Linked DNA regions of Mus musculus: region 1 is linked to region 2. The links are chromatin contacts, found by Hi-C in ENCODE. All regions are on one chromosome and are shown on one strand. The core of a region is the stretch at or near the end of the contact, and the rest is flanking DNA. Distances in the headings are between cores, read along the strand shown.

What was found. A loop is a pair of places that touch in the nucleus more often than their neighbours do.
Region 1: a loop to region 2 is called in a map of T-helper 2 cell, with 3 times the contacts of the local background. The contact joins the enhancer-like site here to the promoter of Mios in region 2. A Hi-C loop is called at or near these places in 2 of 37 maps with a recorded cell type or tissue (T-helper 2 cell and v-Abl transformed pro-B cells).

The regions. Positions count from the first base shown.
Region 1 is chr6:8,484,175-8,488,611 of GRCm38, reverse strand. No RefSeq gene overlaps it. Among named protein-coding and RNA genes, the nearest start is that of Gm26075, 15 kb to the left of the region's middle. Within about 2 kb of position 2,996, at least 1 of the 3 ENCODE cell types and tissues checked has a DNase peak (open chromatin) inside an H3K27ac peak, as active enhancers do.
Region 2 is chr6:8,207,000-8,210,940 of GRCm38, reverse strand. Mios (meiosis regulator for oocyte development) reads right to left here and starts at 1,714. Exons shown (of 12, transcript NM_145374.2): 1 at 1,530-1,714.

The DNA.
Region 1 (4,437 bases), core at 1,747-4,246, 280 kb before region 2:
GACGACCTTCCCTTGTGTCTGTGTTGACGAGAGATGGGGACCTATGCAAGCTGCCTGCTCCAGCCAGGCCACACTTTTGTTCTAAATGCTGGAGTCGAAGAGTCTGTTACTTGAGTGTTGCTTAGGCTTCCACCTTAAAACAGAAGCCCGATTTGGTAAGGCCCTGTTCTCTGGTGTAAGTGCGTTTGTTCCAAGTTTAAAATACTGATAAGCACTGGGTGAATATAACTGAAATGTCCTTCTTTGTCTGGCTAGCAGCATGACTCTAGAATATTGTGCTTCTCTTACCACATATGGGTGTTAAATTACATTTCTGCTTGGTATATTATTCAAACATAAAAGTAGATAGTTTGTTTCCTTAAATCATGTTTTCAGGAATTGTTGAAATACACCTCCGTGCTTTCTTATCTTAGGTGTATATAATCTCACTAGGTTTGCAGAGAAGGCAGACAGCCTTAGGGTCTCAACTGGTATTTAAAGAGATATGCTCACTTTCAGTCCTGGCCAATAATATGACATTATTGTTTAGAAAGAGATAAAGGGTTATGCCTTATAAATTTAGTATACTCTTCCTGTCATCAAATAACAGCTAAAATAATTCTATTGATAAATACCAGAGCCCATATTAAACTTGGCTTATATCTAGATTGCTCCATTTTTTTTTTTCCCAGTGAAGAGCCCAGAAAAACACACCAACCTCTGCATTTCAGGGACATTAGCAACCAATATGCAGTTAGTTGTTGCTCTTCACAAATTGCTCAGAAAACATCTCAGTAGGGGAACCAAAAGGACTCAAGGGGAATTTATTGGCTATTTGTGAAACTGATAACAAAACCTCTCTAAGCCTCCCTGGTAAGTAAAGATAATCCCCGCTTCCATCCTGGTATCAACTGTTAAATAGGATGACGCAGTTAGGAAACAGTTTGTAAGCCCACGCTGGTGTTATCGTTATTGTTCAAACATCAACACTGAGCATATTAAAGCAGGCCGCATTAAGTCCAGCGCTTTAGATGTGGAAGAGAGGGCTGCAGAGGAAACAGGCTGCATACCATTAACACACTGGTGTTCCCAAACAACTCTGCTTGCCTCCTGCGTGTGCTTGTACCACTCCTGCTCTTTCAAGGTAAAGGGCTTGTTCTGCCTCACTGGGAAGGAACTGCTCCCCGTTAGCGGAGGAGGTACCAGATAAAGCTGATGCCTGCCAATCGAGCCTCCGTAAACAGGATTAATAAGAGAAAAGATGTTGGCAGTTTTCTGAGGGCGTCCAGGGAGGCTTTTTTTTTTTTTCAACCAGACATTTATGTGGGCAGCGAACTATGATTTAAACAACTAACGAGAGTTATCAATGTGCCACCAAAACAAGGGCTGGCCTGACGAGACACGCATCAAGCGCTCCTGTCTCTAAGCACACACCAAACTCCCATTAGCTCAGCAAGTAAGGGACTCAAAGGCCCTGAGCTATGATACTCTCCGGGGCTCAAAAGCTCTGGCCTGCTTTCAGAAAGCTGGGATTCTACTACTTCTGTCAACAGAAACAGCAAAGGGATTTTCACGAGCGGTTGGAGTGAAAAAGAAATGAGACCAAATATTGAGAAACTGGTGGGCATTCACTGAAAAGCAACGAGCACGATTTATAAGGCCGAAGGGACTGCCTTCCAGAGGCAGATGAAAGAAGAGAGTCTCTCAGCATGTCCACCAGGGGCTAACCATCCAGGACTGGCTCGTAGGCCACGGCCAAGAGTACTTGAAGGGCATAAACAGCGTGGATGGAGGGAAGTTATTTAGTGTGGTCCGAGGGGACAGAGAAGGAGTGATGGAAATGAAACTCAACATGGAGACGATTAAGGTGGCAGAGCAGGTCACACGCTGTAATGGAGGGTCTATTATTGACTGTGCAGCGCTTGTCCCCTGGGGAGCCAGAATCCCTTTCTCTTGTACTATTTGCAATTGGAAAATGCACTAAAAAGTAGCCAGGCGTTCTGGGGAGGGCAAAACCACCATGTGCCCTCAGAGAACCACTGAGATGGTTTAATAGGCCTTTCCTATCTCAAATTTCTGTGCCGGACCTAGTGTACACAGGGCCCCGAGTTCCCACCACCCGAGCTGCGTCTTTGTTATTTATTATAAAGAGCCAGTGAAGAAATCATCACAGGAAACAATACCTGTGCTACAAAGAGGGAGAGGCCTACAGAGTCCCGATGCTTTCATGCGACTGACTAGGATTCCTTTCACATTGTGCCATAAGCATAAAGAAACATGTCTACCAACTGAGACCTGGGACAGCATGCTCCTATTGACCCCACTCTAAGGCAAAGGACAAGAGGCGTTATCACATTTGGATGTTGGCTTTGAAAATAAAAACAATCAAATAGATGGCTTTCTAATCTAGGAGAAAGACTTACAGTCTATCTTTTCCAAATTTCTTAGCCATGAAAAACAGTGAAGAAGCTATTACCGTGTAGAAACTCGGGCACTAAGGTGTTGAAGGCATGTATCCAACAGACAATTCTGTTTACAGCTGCAGCTGAAAAGAGCAACTGACACATCCTAAAACCTGTGGTGGCACAGGCACACACGTGGGATGATGGCTGCAACTGAAAGATGGAACTTGGAACCGTAAAGACAAGCACTAGCATCATCGTGATTGCAAGAAGGCACACAGCTGTGACCATCGCGGCCCCTCTCACCCAGAGGATGATGGAAGCAGGGTGGCGAACAAAAAACAAGGAGCAAGAGGCTAACAGGAGGGAGGGGCAGTGAGAGACAAAGCAAGAGAAGTTAGAGCTGGGGAAGCCCGCAGATGTCAGCTCTTCACAGGTGTGGGCTATCTCACTTCCTGATAAAATCAGGGTACTGTGGTAGGTACTAAGCGAAACTTGGCGTTCTAGAAGACTGAAGCTTCTACAAACAAATTCGGGGGTTGACCTACAGAGGACAGATATAGGTCAACCCTCATCCTGCTGCTCGCAGCAGCTGTGGCCAATGAGAGACACAGCTGCCTGGCACATTGAGTTAAGCTGCTGCTGAAATCAACAGAAGCCATTTCCTGCCTTTTTGCTGGCTTCTCTAGTCTGGTTAGGACCAGTTTAAGTACAAGCTGAGCACCGCCTTGCTAGAGTTCCTGGAACACTGTTGCGTGACTTCAGCTGATCACCTGCTCCTCTCTCGCTCACCTGAAAGATCTGTTTCTGTCTTCAAAAGGAGGCTTAAGACACAACAGTCCCTCATTACGCAGCATGCTAGCACAGATTTGTAGAACCAGGGAGAGTTTATCTATTTTTACTTCAAAATAATGGTTGGTAAAAAGGGGGAGTCTACACAAAGACCTATTTCCATAGAGGACAGAGCAAAAATTGTTAGGTGGCTGATTCGAGATTACCCAGAAAGCCCATGGTTAAGACAGAAGGAGAACGGAGCGAGTAGGTCTGGGAATCAGGAAATTATGAAATCAGACCCAAAGACTGAACCTCACTGGCCCACTAGGTTAATTAGCAGTTGGAGATGACAGCTCAGCAGCACATGTTCCTACAGGCTAGCTGATTAGTAGTCTGGCAGGAGATTTGACCCAAGTTGGTACTAGGTTGATTAGATAAGGCTGAGAAGAAATACTTTCCGATCACTTTCAGGAAAGAACTCTACTTCTCTGAGTGATGTAGTAAGAAAGCATTTGGGCACCTGTGGCTGCTGGCCACTGTTTGGAATCCTGAGAAAGAGCACTTCTGGGCTTCTAACTACATAAGGCAGTAACTGCCAGGACAGAAGCAATGACTCAGGGATAAAGTGCTTAGCGCGAGGCGTGAGGATCTGGGTTCAGACCTCCGGCTTTCATGTGAACGTTCCACTGCAGCACCTGGCTGACACTCGGGGATAGGCGTGTGGGAGGCAAGCAGTCAGACCCTGGGGTCTTGCTGACCAGGCATTCTGGCCAAGTGGCAATTTCTAGGTTCAGTAAAGAACCCGGTCTTAAAAAAAAAAAAAAAAAAAAAAGCAACAGAGGAAACACTGCTTGCTGCCTCTATGTGTCCTCCATCCCACATTACCAATTCATTTCCTTAGTCAGCTGGATTGGCTGACTGGTGGCTCTAAATTTTATAAGAATTTGTCACATTAGCCGGGCGTGGTGGCGCACGCCTTTAATCCCAGCACTCGGGAGGCAGAGGCAGGTGGATTTCTGAGTTCGAGGTCAGCCTGGTCTACAAAGTGAGGTCCAGGACAGCCAGGGCTATACAGAGAAACCCTGTCTCGAAAAACAAAAAACAAAAAACAAACAAAAAAAAAGAATTTGTCACATTCATTTTTTTTCTTCCTGGGGATTCTCATTTTGTTTTTGTCAGTTCCTATCAACAATTGTCAATATTTCAATATTTTTACTATTCTTATAGGGTTTTGTTTGTTTTGTTTTACTTTTCTCTTTATTTTGTGACAGGGTCTTTTTCT
Region 2 (3,941 bases), core at 465-2,964:
GCATGTACATACAGCTTTACTGATTCCAGCTCCTAACTGCAGAAGTAATGTGACTAAACAGAAGAACAGATGATTTGGTTTTGTGCCTATCTGTCAACTTCCATCTTCGACCAGTGCTAAAGAAAGGAGCAGGGCCCAGTGCAAAATGAAAATGTCAAGGAGTGACATAGCAGCTTCTAACTGCTAGTCATTCTAAATGCTCGGCTGGCGCTCCTGCATAGAGTTGCACATTACAAAGATGGCCCTAGAAAACCAGTATGTCTATAACCATCCTGTTAAGAAATCTAACACTCTATACAAATGGGTCCTTGCTTATTAACATACATAATATAAATACGGAGGACAGCAAAAAACAAAACAAGCAAACAACAACAAAAACCAGTAAGGGCTCAGAAAGTCTTTCATGCACTTATTAGTTTAGACGATTACAAGTCCCTTATGACTTGGGTAACATCTAAGTAATTTCCACCACACAAAGTTCTAACACCAACTCATCACAGTTGAGTTCTCTGCTTCATACAGATGTTGTTGTCCCTATTTAGTTCTTTCAACCAGTCCTGGAAGTGAATGCTTTCAGATGCTGGAGACAACTGCCAAATCCATGGAGGGGCTAAGAGATGGCAATAATTTAGGTCCTCACCTTCAAATTTAGTCAGTGTTCATTTCCCTTCAATGGTTCCCCACAAGTCACCACCAGAACATGGGTAACACTATCCAAAAGAAATTTAGTGAACCACCACTTATAATTCTCTAGCGGGCACATTTCAGAAGTAGCAAACGAAATTTAGAATATCTTTTAATTTAACCTATCAAATAAGAAATAATTTAAAATATACAACACTGTAAAAAATACGAAAGTTTTTATATTTTTATTAAATCTTGGGAATCCAGTCTATACACTTACAAAGCATCTTAACCCCACGTGGCAACTGGGCACACATTCAAAACACTGTCATAACGCAAAACATACAATTATATGGTCTGTCGTCTTTCTTTCCGCGCTAAGTAAACGATAGCAGTTTCAGGAAATTTGGAGTACTACCATCTCCACAAGACATTGCGCATCTATATTTTCGTTAAACTATAGTTATTCAAAAAAGCCAACAAGAGCAGTCGTTTGCTGAGCCATTCCTCTCAAGGAATTTGCATTATTCGTGTCGGTAGGGAACAGAGCTCACGGGGGTGACAGGCCCTTTAACAAGGATTTGATTGGGTACAACTGGAACTCATCGTGTTGTTATTCCGGGTAAACCAGGAATCTGATCGTGACTCCCACGGTCCAGACACCTGGCTGAGCCGCTGGGCGGCGGGGGACGCGGCTCCGCACTCCCGGCGCGGCCGCACGGAGGACGGTCGCCACGCGGCCGCGGGACGCCCCAAGGCTCCACACGAGGCCCGCCAGCAGCCCGGTGCCGTGACCATCGCACTGATCGAGCGGAACGCCACCCGCCGGCGAGGCTCTGAGGAAGCGGCCGCGGCTGCCACCCCGGGCCTCACGCAGACACCCGCTCCGGGCCGCACTCACTGACCTGAGGAGGTGGCCTGTCGCCACACAGACGTTTCCGGCCTGTACGCCGCCCCTCCCGCCGCGGGAGACGGGCGCGGGCAAGATGGCCGCCGAAGCACGGGCGGTGACCCGGGCCACCCGCTGGGCCCCCGACCAAACCACCCTGCCGCCTCCGAAGCAGACCTCCTCGCCGCGAGCCCCGCCTTCCCCTCGCCCGGCACCGCCCCGGGGCGGGGCCGCCGCGCGGAGACCCCGCCTTCCTCCCGAGCGCTCCGCGCTTGAGTTGAGCCCCTTCCGTCGCCCTCTTGTGGGCAGGGCCACAACCTAGAGTCCCCGCCTCCCTCTCGAGCGCTCCGCCCAGTGTGGGCCCTGCCCCGGGACCCCTCTCCAGCAAGCCAGCCATTCTTTAACCCTGCTCTCATGGAATTTGATTATTTCTCTGAAGCCAGCTACCATGGTCGTGGTGGTACACACATTTTAGCATATGTGAGACATTTTAATTTCCACTGAACAGAGAGGATGGGCGATTTCGTAAAAACTTAAGGATTTGGGGCTCATAATTCGATTTCAGTTATTCCAAAAAGAGGTCATGAATGCCTTGTTGAGTCACACCGTGTTGGGATATAGGAATGAGAAAAAAAAAAAAAAAAAAAAAAAAGACCCTTGTAGGAAACAGGACAAAAGAGTGATGGCTTTTTTAAGCTACCTGGGAGAGCACCTCCCTCAGGTTGGGTGGGGCATCAGAAGAACTTCCTTGAGGATCACTAGACTAAGAAAGACAAACATGGATTGGTCACAGAAAAGTTAAAGACGGAAACAACTGGAAGAGAAAGGCCTTCTAGAACTGAATACTGTGTCAGGAAACAGGATACAGCAATGGGAAAGCAAGTCTCTCATTTACCTGTGAGTTTGCTTATGAAGTCTCAGTAACCACTGACCAGTCAAAGCCTGAAAATATTAGGTGAACGATTCGAATTAAAGAACACCTAAATTTGAATTTTAGAATGTTATGAAATCTTTCTGAGTCCTGTTCAGTCCGATCCTGAACATCATTCAACTACCCATAGTCACAGTGTACCCAAGCTGCAATCTGGGCCATCAGATCTGTCTGTCAGTGCTCACCTTCAAGTGACCCTTACCAAGTAGCAGCATACTACAATACATCACAATACATCAATCACTCCATTTTGTCTTAACATGTAGGTATTGACAAATCATGCTTATAAGCATGAGAGAGAGAGAGAGAGAGAGAGAGAGAGAGAGAGAGAGAGAGAGAGAGAGATTCACATATGATTTATTATAGTGCTGTTGGCCCTCCAGATCCTCTAGCTCTGCCTGTGCAGGTTCAACCACCACAGATCAAAATGTTTTTAAAATTGGGTATGGTAGTGTTCGTCTATAATATCAACACTCCCGAGGTTGAAGCAGAAGGATCAAAGAATTAAAAGATAGACTCAACAATATACTGAGTTTGAGCTAGGCTAGCTACATGAAAATAACTTTCTCTTATGTCTGTCTGTCTTTCCATACATATGTGTGTGTGTATATATATATATATATATATATATATATATATATATCAATCAAACTTGTACATTTTCCTTGTCATGTTTTACTATAAAATGTAGTATAGGAATTCTTTACATATCATTTATAGTGTGTAACTATTATAAGTAATGTAGAAATAGGTACAGAGAATGTATGTAGGTTATATGCAAATAACACCAACTAAGATAAAACATTTGAGCATACATGGATCTTAGTATCATTGCAGAGTATAAAGGGTCCACCATTTTTTATAACTATTATATTATATAATTGTTGCCATTACTGTACCTAATTTATAAATTAGAGTTTATAATAGATATATATGCATAGGAAAAATATAAGATATCTGAGTTTGACACTAACCGCACTCTGAGATGTATACCGATGGACTTAATATGCATCAAGATTAAGGAAGAAACTAATATATGAATAAACCAGAGGTGAGGAGAGATTGAGAAGTCCTATCAGAAATTCATTGAAAATTAGCTTACTGTCTTTGCATAGGCTTTTTCATAAAGGAAATTGTGGAGTCACTGATAATTTTAACTAGGACAGTGATATAACCAGTTTTTCCATGGAGAGTTGGAATTGTAGAATAGCCAAGTAAAAGATGATGAAGACTCAAATTGCCAGTGGTATGGAAACAAGTGGTTCGCCGAGGGGTTAATTCAGAAATCGAGATGAACAAAGCTTAGCGGTTGCCCCTGTGAATGCTGGAGACTCTAGGTTGTGGTGATGCTGCACTAGGAGTTTCAGCTCAGACATCCATACTCCCTTCAGGTGGCTTACAGTCCATGCTTGCGTCTGTGTGCTAGGGTACTCTAGCACTGCTGCTAGTGACTGATCATTTGGGTAAAAGGATGAGTTTGAGAAACATACTATATTT